Linked DNA regions of Homo sapiens: region 1 is linked to region 2. A link is an interaction called in ENCODE POLR2A ChIA-PET data of the cell type or tissue named here. Cell type or tissue: PC-9. All regions are shown on one strand. Links, peaks and the distances in the headings refer to the core of each region. The heading gives the core; the rest is flanking DNA.

Region 1 (5,400 bases), core at 662-4,661, 250 kb before region 2:
TGCTCATGAAATAGGGAAAAGCCAGAGCCTTGAGTAGGGCAGCATGTTGCCCTTGCAGCACCTCCTCCTTCTCTCCTGTGACATCAATTACTTCCTCTCTACTGAGTCATTCTCATCAGCATACAGACATGCTTTAGTATCTCCTGGCTTTAGTAGCATTTCAGTTTCACCTCTCCTTCCAACTACTTCCTGTTTCTCTGCTTCCTTTCACTATTGAATGCTTTTCCTATCTTATATACTCACTGGTTATTTTATTTAAAAGAATGCACTATGTATTTTGTAAATAATATGTATTTAATTTTGAAACTGCTTCTTAGATAATCATATTCACTGAAATGAGCTTCTTTGACAATAGCACTGCTTCCTCTGACAATTGGAAATGTCTTTCAAGTGCCACAGTCTGCACACTTTTCTTATTCATTGCAGAACAGTCTACAGGCTTTAACCTGGATTTTGAAGTTTCTGGCATCTATGGATATGTCATGCTAGATGGCATGCTCCCATCTCTCCATGCTCTAACCTGTACCTTCTGGATGAAATCCTCTGACGACATGAACTATGGAACACCAATCTCCTATGCAGTTGATAACGGCAGCGACAATACCTTGCTCCTGACTGATTATAACGGGTAAGCAGAAGTGTCGGGAAGGCTATGCTTAAGATCTTATCTTGGAACCGAATTAGAACTGACATTGAGGATGGGAAATGGGAAAGTAGAGGGTCAGGTGTTCCCAGAAAACAGCAGGGTGTCAATAATCAAATGGAGCATCTGAACAAGTTCTTTAAGAACGTAAATTTTTAGTGATAATACCTCAAACATGTATTGTGTTTTGCTGTTTACTAAGTCTTTTCATATGTATTACTTCATCTGATAGTCACAATGACCTGAGGAGCTGTGCCCATTTTATAGACAGTAGAATAAAGTTTCAGAAAGTCTAAATGACTTGCCCCAGATCTCACACCTTGGGAGTAGCAGGGCTAAGTCTCAAACTCTGACTCAAATACTGATGCTCTTTCTTTTATATAATAGGATCTCTAAAAGTTAAGGGATTTCAGTGACATCATTGACCTTGGGAGACAAGTGTATTGCATACAAATCAGTATACAAACTCAGTGTGCATATTTTTTTTAGAATCCACTAATTCCAACTCCAGGGCCCCATCGCCATGGGTTGTCAGGAGAGCCAACCTTAGTTGTACCCAGAGTCTTGCCAAAGAGCCACGGACTTGAGCAGGACTTCCATCGTTGGCCAACTGTCCACATTATTTATCACTGAGCTGTCCACTGACCCAGCGTTTGTGGTCCCTTTAAAACCACTGCTTTTTTAAACATGTGAAATCCTTGGCAAAACTTCAGGTTCATAACTTCCGTGTGGTTAGATTCTGTGGTGCACCACATGGCCTTTTCCTCTCAGATCCACTGAAATCGTTGGCCTACTTATGAGCAGGTTGTTGGTGTTCAAAACCCACTGAGCTTTTTTTTCTATCCCCAATCCAAGGGAATCTCACTATTCTGGTAGAAGTCTCCCATCCTCAAATACTATTCTTCTTAATGTACTTGATCTGTCAAAAACAAAAATCCAAGAAGTTTGCAAAAACCCTCCTTTGAGACAAAATATATATAAAGAGAGAATCTGTCGCCTCCTTGAATAAGGAGAGAAACTGGAAAAATGCAGAAAGGAAACCATTAATATTGCAAAAATATTATTTTTTCATAAACCTCTGTAAACAGGATCTGATAAGATGCTGGGAGAAGTGGTCAATGAATTTTTATCTTCATTATCAACTTTCTCTAATCGTTTCTTTTTCTCCATTTGATTTTGAAGACTTTTTACTTTAAACTGCTTATTAGCTTTGTCATTTCCCTGAATGACACAGTTATTGGAAATATCTTCTGGCTGGCCATCCTTGTTGTTTCAATTATTCTTTTCTTTGGATCAGCATACTTTGTCTGACATATGACTACATGAGCAACTGTCTTAGTCCATTCAGGCTGCTATAATAAATAGCATAGACTTGGTGGCTTGTAAAGAACAGAAATATATTTCTCACAGTTCTGGAGGCTTCAAGATCAAGGTGCCAGCATAGTTAGTGTCTGGGGAGGCCCTACTTTCCTGTCCACGATGGCACCTTCTTACTCTGTCTTCACATGGCGAAGGTGCAAGTGGTCTCTTCAGAGCCTTCATGACCTAATCACTTCCCAAAGACTCCACCTCCTAATCACATTGGTGATTACATTTCAATATATAAATTCTGAGAGCATACAAATATTCAAACCATAGCAGCAACCATCAAACAGACTAATTGTTTGTTTGATGAAGTATCTATGAAACATCTGAAATTTGTTCTTGGTCTTAAGAAACTTACATTCTGGAAGAAGGATGTCAGTTTGACATTTACACAATTCTCACCCTTTCCATTCTTGACTCATTCTCTCCAAAACAGCCAGTTGGTAAATTCTCTCAAATTGGAGCAACTTCTCTTGGCTCATCCTAAGACTTTTTCCTACCCCTCAGTGTTTAAGAAACACAAACCAATTTTCAGTGAGCTACAATAAAGTATAATTAGTAAATCAAATCTGCTTCTACAAAATGTGACCAAATGGAGAAAAAAAAAGAGTAATGGATTTACACAAAGTACTTTACCCACAAAAAAAGAAAAAGAAGAAAAATTGTAGCATGCCCCACAGTAAGGATTGCAACATATGGCTAATGACTACATTCCCTGGAATCTTTCTCTCTACAGCTGGGTTCTTTATGTGAATGGCAGGGAAAAGATAACAAACTGTCCCTCGGTGAATGATGGCAGATGGCATCATATTGCAATCACTTGGACAAGTGCCAATGGCATCTGGAAAGTCTATATCGATGGGAAATTATCTGACGGTGGTGCTGGCCTCTCTGTTGGTTTGCCCATACCTGGTATGTTTTAACAAAATGAGTATAATTCTGTTGGACTCTAGAGGTGATGCTGCTTAAATGGACATCAGGTTTGCTAGCATTGTTGTTCTTGGTTTCAAACAAAGATTAACAGCTATCTCTCTTATTTCCTACTCCCTGATTATCCTAACTGTGGGTTATTAGAAGCTTTTTTCCTAAGTAAGCTGTTTGCCTCTCTGTGTGAGAAATGCCTTTGAAGATCTACATTAAGACTACCAAGAAGCATGCTGAATTAGCAGCTGGTTGCTAAACTGTCTTCTAAGGAGATTAATTACTGGTATTTTTTGTTTATTTTAAGGATTGTTTTGTTTTGTAATCAGTATATAAGCAGGACCACTGCTATCCATCTTTTATGGCCCTTTTCAAATAGATCTTGGCTTGTCTTCTAAAAAATACTTTTTAATAAATATCCCAGGAGTTTTAGTTTGAAGAATTGCAAACTAAATTTCATTAGGTGACCCAGGTTCTCAGCATTGTACATGGCAATAAGCTTGTTCTATCTGGATACATCTATAGAAGTATATGCATATGACATTATTTTTTACTTTGCTCATTTGTTTCAGGTATACTAAAAGAAAATTAAATAGACAAAAATGAATTAAAGTATTAGAAACTGACTAATACATTCTAGAAGTAAGTTGTATGAAACTAGGATACGTATACTAATAAATATAGCACAAAAATACTAAACTTCATAAAAATGCGGTGAGATGACCCTTGCGAAGCCTCAAATACAATACTTATTTTATTTATTAGAAATTATTGGCCAGGTACGGTGGCTCACGCCTGTAATCCCAGCACTTTGGAAGGCTGAGGAGGGTGGATCACGAGGTCAGGAGTTGGAGACCGCCCTGGACAATATGGTGAAGCCCTATCTCTACTAAAAACGCACAGAAAAATTAGCCAGGCATGGTGGTAGATGCCTGTAATTCCAGCTACTCAGGAGGCTGAGGCAGGAGAATCGCTTGAACCCAGGAGGCGAAGATTGCCGTGAGCCGAGATCATGCCACTGCACTCCAGCCTGGGCAATGGAGAGAGGCTCTGTCTCAAAAAAAAAAAAAAAAAGAAAAAAGAAAGAAATTATTGTCCATGTATTGTTTCACTTTAATACTACGAAGATCCATGCGGATCAAACCAAAATTGATCTACTTGTGAATGTAAAGAATACGTCCTAAGCACTCACTAGGAAAGCCAGGCACCTATGCAAGGCACTGGAAACCCAATGGTGGGCAAAAGTCGTGTGGTCCCTGCTCTCCAGATGCTTTTATTGTGGTCAGAGAGTGAGGTGTTCATCACATAATCACACTAAATGCTGTGTAATTTCACACTGAGGCAAGCACTATGGTGGAAAGGAACATCATTCTATGAAAGCCTGTACCCAAGGAGCTGATGTAGAATGGGGAGTCCATCGAGGCTTGTGGATATGTCCCTAACTCTCCAGGGTGATCAGGCACTAATTTAGTGAAGGAGCCTGGGCCTTGTTGAAAGCGCTAGAAAAAGATTGATGTATCTGAAATGCAGGCTGAAAGAGGGAAGGCAAGGCATGCAGGTAGAGAGGGCGGACATGGCCAAATCACGTAAAGCCATGTGGTGTAGGTTAAGGATTGAGGTTTTCACCCTAAAATCAATAGGGAGTTACTGAAGCATTTTAAGATGGATGGGGGAGATGGCAGGAAGGGTAGCTTAGGTGGTTCTGTCACGAGCAGAAAGAAGTAATAGGGTGTATGTGAAAATTCCTAAACAACAAAGAGGTTTCCAACCAGAGGACAAAAGGACTCCCCAGTGCAGGGACAGCACTGAGAGTTAATATCTGAACTCTAAGAAGCATTTATTATGCTTCTCCTGGGAGGGAAACTTGGGACAAATGAAAAATAAAAGAGAAAGCCACTCTTCCTTAAACCCCAGAATCACTGAAGAGAGGAATGAAACATACAGACAGATCCCTGGATGTGTATCCACACACTGAGCATTTGCCAAGCGCCAATCCAGCCAGTAAGGCAACATCTGAGTGTTGAGGTTCCAGAAATGGAAGACCCAAAGGACAGAGCTGTAGAGTCAAGGACACATGAATTTTGTTATGAGGAGAGGGCAGAGAAGGAGGCTCAGGATGTTTAATGAATTTAGGGAGCAAGGGTGATTTATAAAGAAATGGATTGGGGAGATTAATTTGGAGGGGAAGGAAAGAGAAACACAGACAAACTAGAAACATTAGGTTGTTGTAAGATGGGAGTATTGGGAGATTAATATAGAGGCTGCTTTTGAAAATCATATAATTATTTCATAATACTAGGGCAATATCTAATAAGATAATTTTGATGAAATCACTCTTGATAAATTTAAAACGTGGTCTATCATCCTTTGCTTCTTTGTAAAATATGCTTGAACAGGAAGCCAGTGCCAAAACCAAAACTTCCTTGTAATACCATTTATGCCTAATTACCCAAATATTTTTACAAAATTTA
Region 2 (5,400 bases), core at 534-4,533:
AAAATTTGTCCTTTGCTTTTGTTTTTAAAGAAGTGTCCCACAAGTAACGTATCTTTCTATAGGTTTGCTTTTGTTTCCTGTTTTTGGAGATGGAGTCTTGCTCTGTTACCCAGGCTGGAGTGCAGTGGTGCAATCCCGGCTCACTGCAACCTCTGCCTCCCAGGTTCAAGCCATTCTCTTGCCTCAGCCTCCCAAGTAGCTGGGATTATGGGCGTGTACCACTACCCCAGTTAATTTTTTGTATTTTTAGTAGAAACGGGGTTTCACCATGTTGGCCAGGCTGGTCTCGGACTCCTGACCTCGGGTGATCTGCCTGCCTTGGCCTCCCAAAGTGCTGGGATTACAGGTGTGAGCCACCACACCCAGCCAATAATTACATCTTTTTTTTTTTTTTTTTTTGAGATGGAGTCTTGCTCTGCCTCTCAGGCTGGAGTACAGTGGCACAATCTCAGCTCACTGCAACCTCCACCACCCAGCTTTAAGCGATTCTCCCACCTCAGCCTCCCCGGTAGCTGGGGTTACAGGTGTGCACCATCATGCCTGGCTAATTTTTGTGGTTTTTTTGTAGAGACAGGGTTTCACCATGTTGCCTGCCTTGGCCTCCCAAAGTGCTGGGATTACAGGTGTGAGCCACCACACCCGGCCCTTTTTTTTTTTTTTTTTTTTTTTTTGAGACAGAGTTTTGCTCTTGTTGCCCAGGCTGGAGTGTAACAGTGTGATCTCAGCTCACCGCAACCTCTGCCTCCCAGGTTCAAGTGATTCTCCTGCCTGAGCCTACCGAGTAGCTGGGATTACAGGCATGCGCCACCACGCCCGGCTAATTTTGTATTTTTAGTAGAGATGGGGTTTCTCCATGTTGGCCAGGCTGGCCTCAAACTCCCGACCTCAGGTGATCCGCTTTCCTCGGCCTCCCAAGATGCTGGGATTACAGGCATAAGCCACCGCACCCAACAAAATATAACCCCTCCACGACCGTGGCAGAACTCAAACCTGCAATCTTTTGATCCGAAGTCAGACGCCTTATCCATTAGGCCACACGGCCAGCTGGTTGGCCAAGTCTTTGTTCAAAATGCCAAGAGCCTGGATGGCCTCCACCGATAACATTAGCAGAAAGTTTTCCTCTTCTCTTCCTAAGATAGAGAAAAACCAGCTCACATTGTAAATCCTGCATCAGGCAGGCCACCTTTACCTAGGGTTCCCCAGGCTTCCACTTCCCAGTGTGGACTCCCCATGTGGCTGCCTGGCACACACCATGCCTCAGTCTCCCCTGGCAGAGGAGGACGGATCAGGCTCTAGTCTGGGCACTGCCATTGGTAGAGGTGTGACCTTTGTTGGGTGAATTAAAGCCAGAGATTTCAGAGCCAAATCTCAGAGCCACAGATTTCCCAGTTTAACTGAAGGCGATAATCTTCCCTGGGGTGGTGAGGGACGCAGAGGAGAGACGTTTTCCCTAAGCTAGGAACAGAAAAGTTCTTTTCCAAGAACCAATTCAGCTGGATCGAACAGCCTCTTCCCCACTAGGGGACAGGCTGCCCTCACACTATCTCAGTCAGATTCCCTAACTTTTCAGTCACTTCCTGACATTAAAGCCATTCATTTCAGTTGTTAAAGCTTGGAACTGTTCAAATGTTAAAGTTCATCTCATAGTCAAGTCAGAGTCTACCAGGCTCCACCTCCTCCCAGCACAGCCTTGATTGATGCCTTTAAGGCTGGAGGGAGAGGCTCATTCCCGCACCCTTCTGTCTGTGTTTACACAGATTTTTGACAACGGGGTAGGAAGGATGGAGAGGAAGCACAGATAGCTCTTTATGTGACTGGCTATGGTGTAGTTTTGGTCTCTCGCCTTGGCCATTTACGCTGGCCTGGCTTGTCATCTATAGGCTTGGTATGGACAGGTGGTGGCCCCAGTGGGCTCCTGCTGAGGAGGGACTCATCCCAAGCATCCCGCTAGCGTGTTTGAGGGTCTCTTGGGAAGATGGCTATGCCTGGTCAAGCTGCCTCCACCCCATTGCATCAGGAGCCCATTCTTTTTACCCTTTGCCCCAAGTTCATCTACCTCTGCTAGCCCAGCTCGGCCTGTAGACACATAGGCAGGAGGCATTTTCTGCACCTATGTGAGGTGATCATCCCTGCACCTTCTCTTTCTGGCCATTCTATACTGTCTTGTTTCCACTGAAGTCTCCCCTTTCTGCTGAGCAATCATCTAGTGGGGGGATAATGTGTCAGTCCTCCTTCTTGCAGACACTACTTTATTTATTTATTTATTTGTTTGTTTATTTTTGAGGCGGAGTTTTGCTCTTGTTCCCCAGGCTGGAGTGCAATGGAACTATCGCGGCTCACTACAACCTCCGACTCCTGGGTTCAAGCGATTCTCCTGCCTCAGCCACCCGAGTGACTGGGATTACAGGTGCATGCCACCATGCCCAGCTAATTTTTATATTTTCAGTGGAGACGGGGTTTCGCCATGTTGGTCAGGCTGGTCTCGAACTCCTGACCTCAGGTGATCCACCTGCCTTGGCCTCCCAAAGTGCTGGGATTACAGGCATAAGCCACCTCTCCTGGCCGACACTACCATCTTTAAAAGAAAGGTTCTGCTGGGTGCAGTGGCTCACGCCTGTAATCCCAGCACTTTGGGGGGCCAAGGCAGGTGGATCACCCGAGGTTAGGAGTTCCAGACCAGCCTGACCAACATGATGAAACCCCATCCCTACCGAAAATACAAAAATTAGCCGGGCTTGGTGGCTCACGCCTGTAATCCCAGCTACTTAGGAGGCTGAGTCGAGGAGAATCAGTTGAACCCGGGAGGCGGAGGTTGTGGTGAGTCAAGATCCTGCCACTGCACTCCAGCCTGGGCGACAGAGCAAGACTCTGTCTCAAAAAAAAAAAAAAAAAAGAAGAAAGGTTCTTTGCCCTCCCTCTTTCCCCTTTGGCTTTGAGAAGAACTAGTCAAGTAGGGCATGTGTGTATGTGGTGTTTTCTTTCTTTTCTTTTTCTTTTTCTTTTTTTTTTTTTTTTTTTTTTGAGACAGGGTTTCATTCTGTTACCCAGGCTGGAGTGCAGTGGTGCGATCACAACTCACTGCAGCCTCAACCTCCCAGGCTCAAGCGATCCTCCCACCTCAGCCTCCTGAGTAGCTGGAACTATCCATGCATACCACCACAGCCAGCTAATGTTTGTATTTTTTTTTTTTTTTGAGACAGAGTCTCGTTCTGTTGCCCAGGCTGGAGTTCAGTGGCGCAATCTCGGCTCACTGCAAGCTCCACCTCCCAGGTTCATGCCATTCTCCTGCCTCAGCCTCTGAAGTTGCTGGGACTACAGGCGCCCACCACCACGCCCGGCTAATTTTTTGTATTTTTAGTAAATACGAGGTTTCATCATGTTAGCCAGGATGGTGTTGATCTCCTGACCTCGTGATCTGCTCGCCTCGGCCTCCCAAAGTGTTGAGATTACAGGCGTGAGCCACCGCGCCCAGCCACGTTTGTATTTTTTGTAGAGACAGGGTCTTAATATGTTGCCCAGGCTGGTCTCGAATTCCTTAGCTCAAGTGATCCACCTGTCTCAGCCTCTTAAAGAGCTGGGATTACAGACGAGAGCCATAGCATCCGGCCTTAGTCAGGTGTTTAATTCCATGGAGAGGAGAAGAGGGAATGAGCTCCATACAAACACTGAATGTCCCTATTGTGGCTCAGAAAACAGTGCCCCCAAGAGAAGGCCTCAGAAGCAAAAACTTTTCTCTGACCTTCTCCTGCCCTCCTGTCTCTCAGTGCCATTCTCCCCCAGGGCTAGCCATAGAAACTAGAATGCCTCTTTTCTAAGGTGGGTCATAGAAACCAGAATCCTGGCCTGGTGCGGTGGCTCACGCCTGTAATCCCAGCACTCTGGGAGGCCGAGCTGGGTGGATCACCTGAGGTCAGGAGTTTGAGCAGCCTGGCCAACATGGTTATAACTCCATCCCAACTAAAAATACAAAAAAATACAAGACAAAACTCCAGCCACTTTCTAAGTCCAGAACTTCTTTCCTGAGTCTTTTTTTTTTTCCCTCAGTGGCGCCATCCTGGCCCACTGCAACCTCCACCTCCCTGGTTTAAGCAATTCTCCTGCCTCAGCCTCCTGAGTAGCTGGGACTATATGCATGTGCCACCACGCCTGGCTAATTTTTGTGTTATTAGTAGAGATGGGGTTTCACCATGTTGGCCAGGCTGGTCTTGAATTCCTGGCCTCCTGATCCGCCCACCTTGGCCTCCCAAAGTGCCAGGATTACAGGCGTGAGCCACCGCGCCCGGCCGTTTCCTGAGCATCTTGATTCCAGGCAGAATATGTAGAGAAAATATTGCAACTTGCCTGTGGCTGTCTCCTCGCCCTCCCTCTAGGCACTCAGGCTCCTAGGGGGATAGCAACTTAAGACCCTACCTTAGGAAAGGACTTATTCCAAGGTCCCTGCTCACTCACAAACTAGGACTTCATTAGTACCTGTGTGTGCATGTGTGTGTGGAGGGAGATTAACCACAGCGGCCAAGGGGGAGGTTGGAGGGGATGAGTAGAGAGAAGGGAACTAAGAAGTCCAGCTCCTTACCTCTTTGGGGAGCTAGAGTCAAATTCCCTCGGAGTGTCACACCCATCCAGGACATGTCCCCATGGTGGTGGGAGAAACTGCCTCAGAGAGGGGTTGGGTCATGGCCACTACTTAATGCTGTGAAAGGAAATGAAAACTCAGGACCTCGGCCGGGCGCCGTGGCTCACACCTGTAATCCCAGCACTTTGGGAGGCCGAGATGGGCGGATCACGAGGTAAGGAGATCGAGACCATCCTGGCTAACACGGTGAAACCCCGTCTCTAATAAAAATACAAAAAATTAGCCGGGCGTGGTGGCGGGCGCCTGTAGTCCCAGCTACTAGGGAGGCTGAGGCAGGAGAATGGCCTGCAGTGAGCTGAGATTGCGCCACTGCACTCCAGCCTGGGCGACAGAGCCAGACTCTTCTCAAAAAAAAAAAAAAAACAAACAAACAAAAAAACGGCTAAAAGCTGAGTCATACAATGAAACTGCCTTTCCTTTTGTTCCTAAACAGATAGCACAGATAAAAGGTTAAATATCTCCACAGGCAGCTACTCCACTTTCGCCTTATCTTATGTAAACACTGAGTTACTGATTGCAAAACAAATCCATAATTGACTATTCCCCTACCTTCTCCTTTTCCCTTGCAACTTGTGGATTTCCAGACCCTCCCTTTTTCCCCTCCAGCAGCTTTTCCCCTTTAAATAGTGAAGTCCTGGAAGTCATCTTTGGAGAAAGGCACAGACCACACGGACTGTGTCTGTGATTCCGTATTTTTCCTTCTGGGCATATCCTTAACCTTGGAAAAATTAACTCATAAATTGATTCAGGCCCGTCTCAGAGCAATA

Evidence for each region. ChIA-PET counts read pairs that join two places held together with the same protein. Peaks named below come from ENCODE experiments on the same cell type or tissue, not always from the same donor. Only the 100,000 strongest peaks of a DNase experiment are listed, where the experiment ranks them.
Region 1: POLR2A ChIA-PET joins it to region 2 with 6 read pairs; 2 of 35 experiments call an interaction of 5 or more read pairs at or near these places.

Annotation. Positions count from the first base shown.
Region 1 is chr9:110,441,065-110,446,464 of GRCh38, reverse strand. It overlaps SVEP1 (sushi, von Willebrand factor type A, EGF and pentraxin domain containing 1), which reads left to right. Exons shown (of 48, transcript NM_153366.4): 26 at 427-628; 27 at 2,745-2,920. Among named protein-coding and RNA genes, the nearest start is that of TXNDC8, 110 kb to the right of the region's middle. In PC-9, for the core only: no CTCF peak of the experiment used is centred there; a DNase peak (open chromatin) is centred at 2,714.
Region 2 is chr9:110,194,165-110,199,564 of GRCh38, reverse strand. It overlaps C9orf152 (chromosome 9 open reading frame 152), which reads left to right. Exons shown (of 2, transcript NM_001012993.3): 2 at 1-4. Among named protein-coding and RNA genes, the nearest start is that of C9orf152, 11 kb to the left of the region's middle. In PC-9, for the core only: no CTCF peak of the experiment used is centred there; no DNase peak of the experiment used is centred there.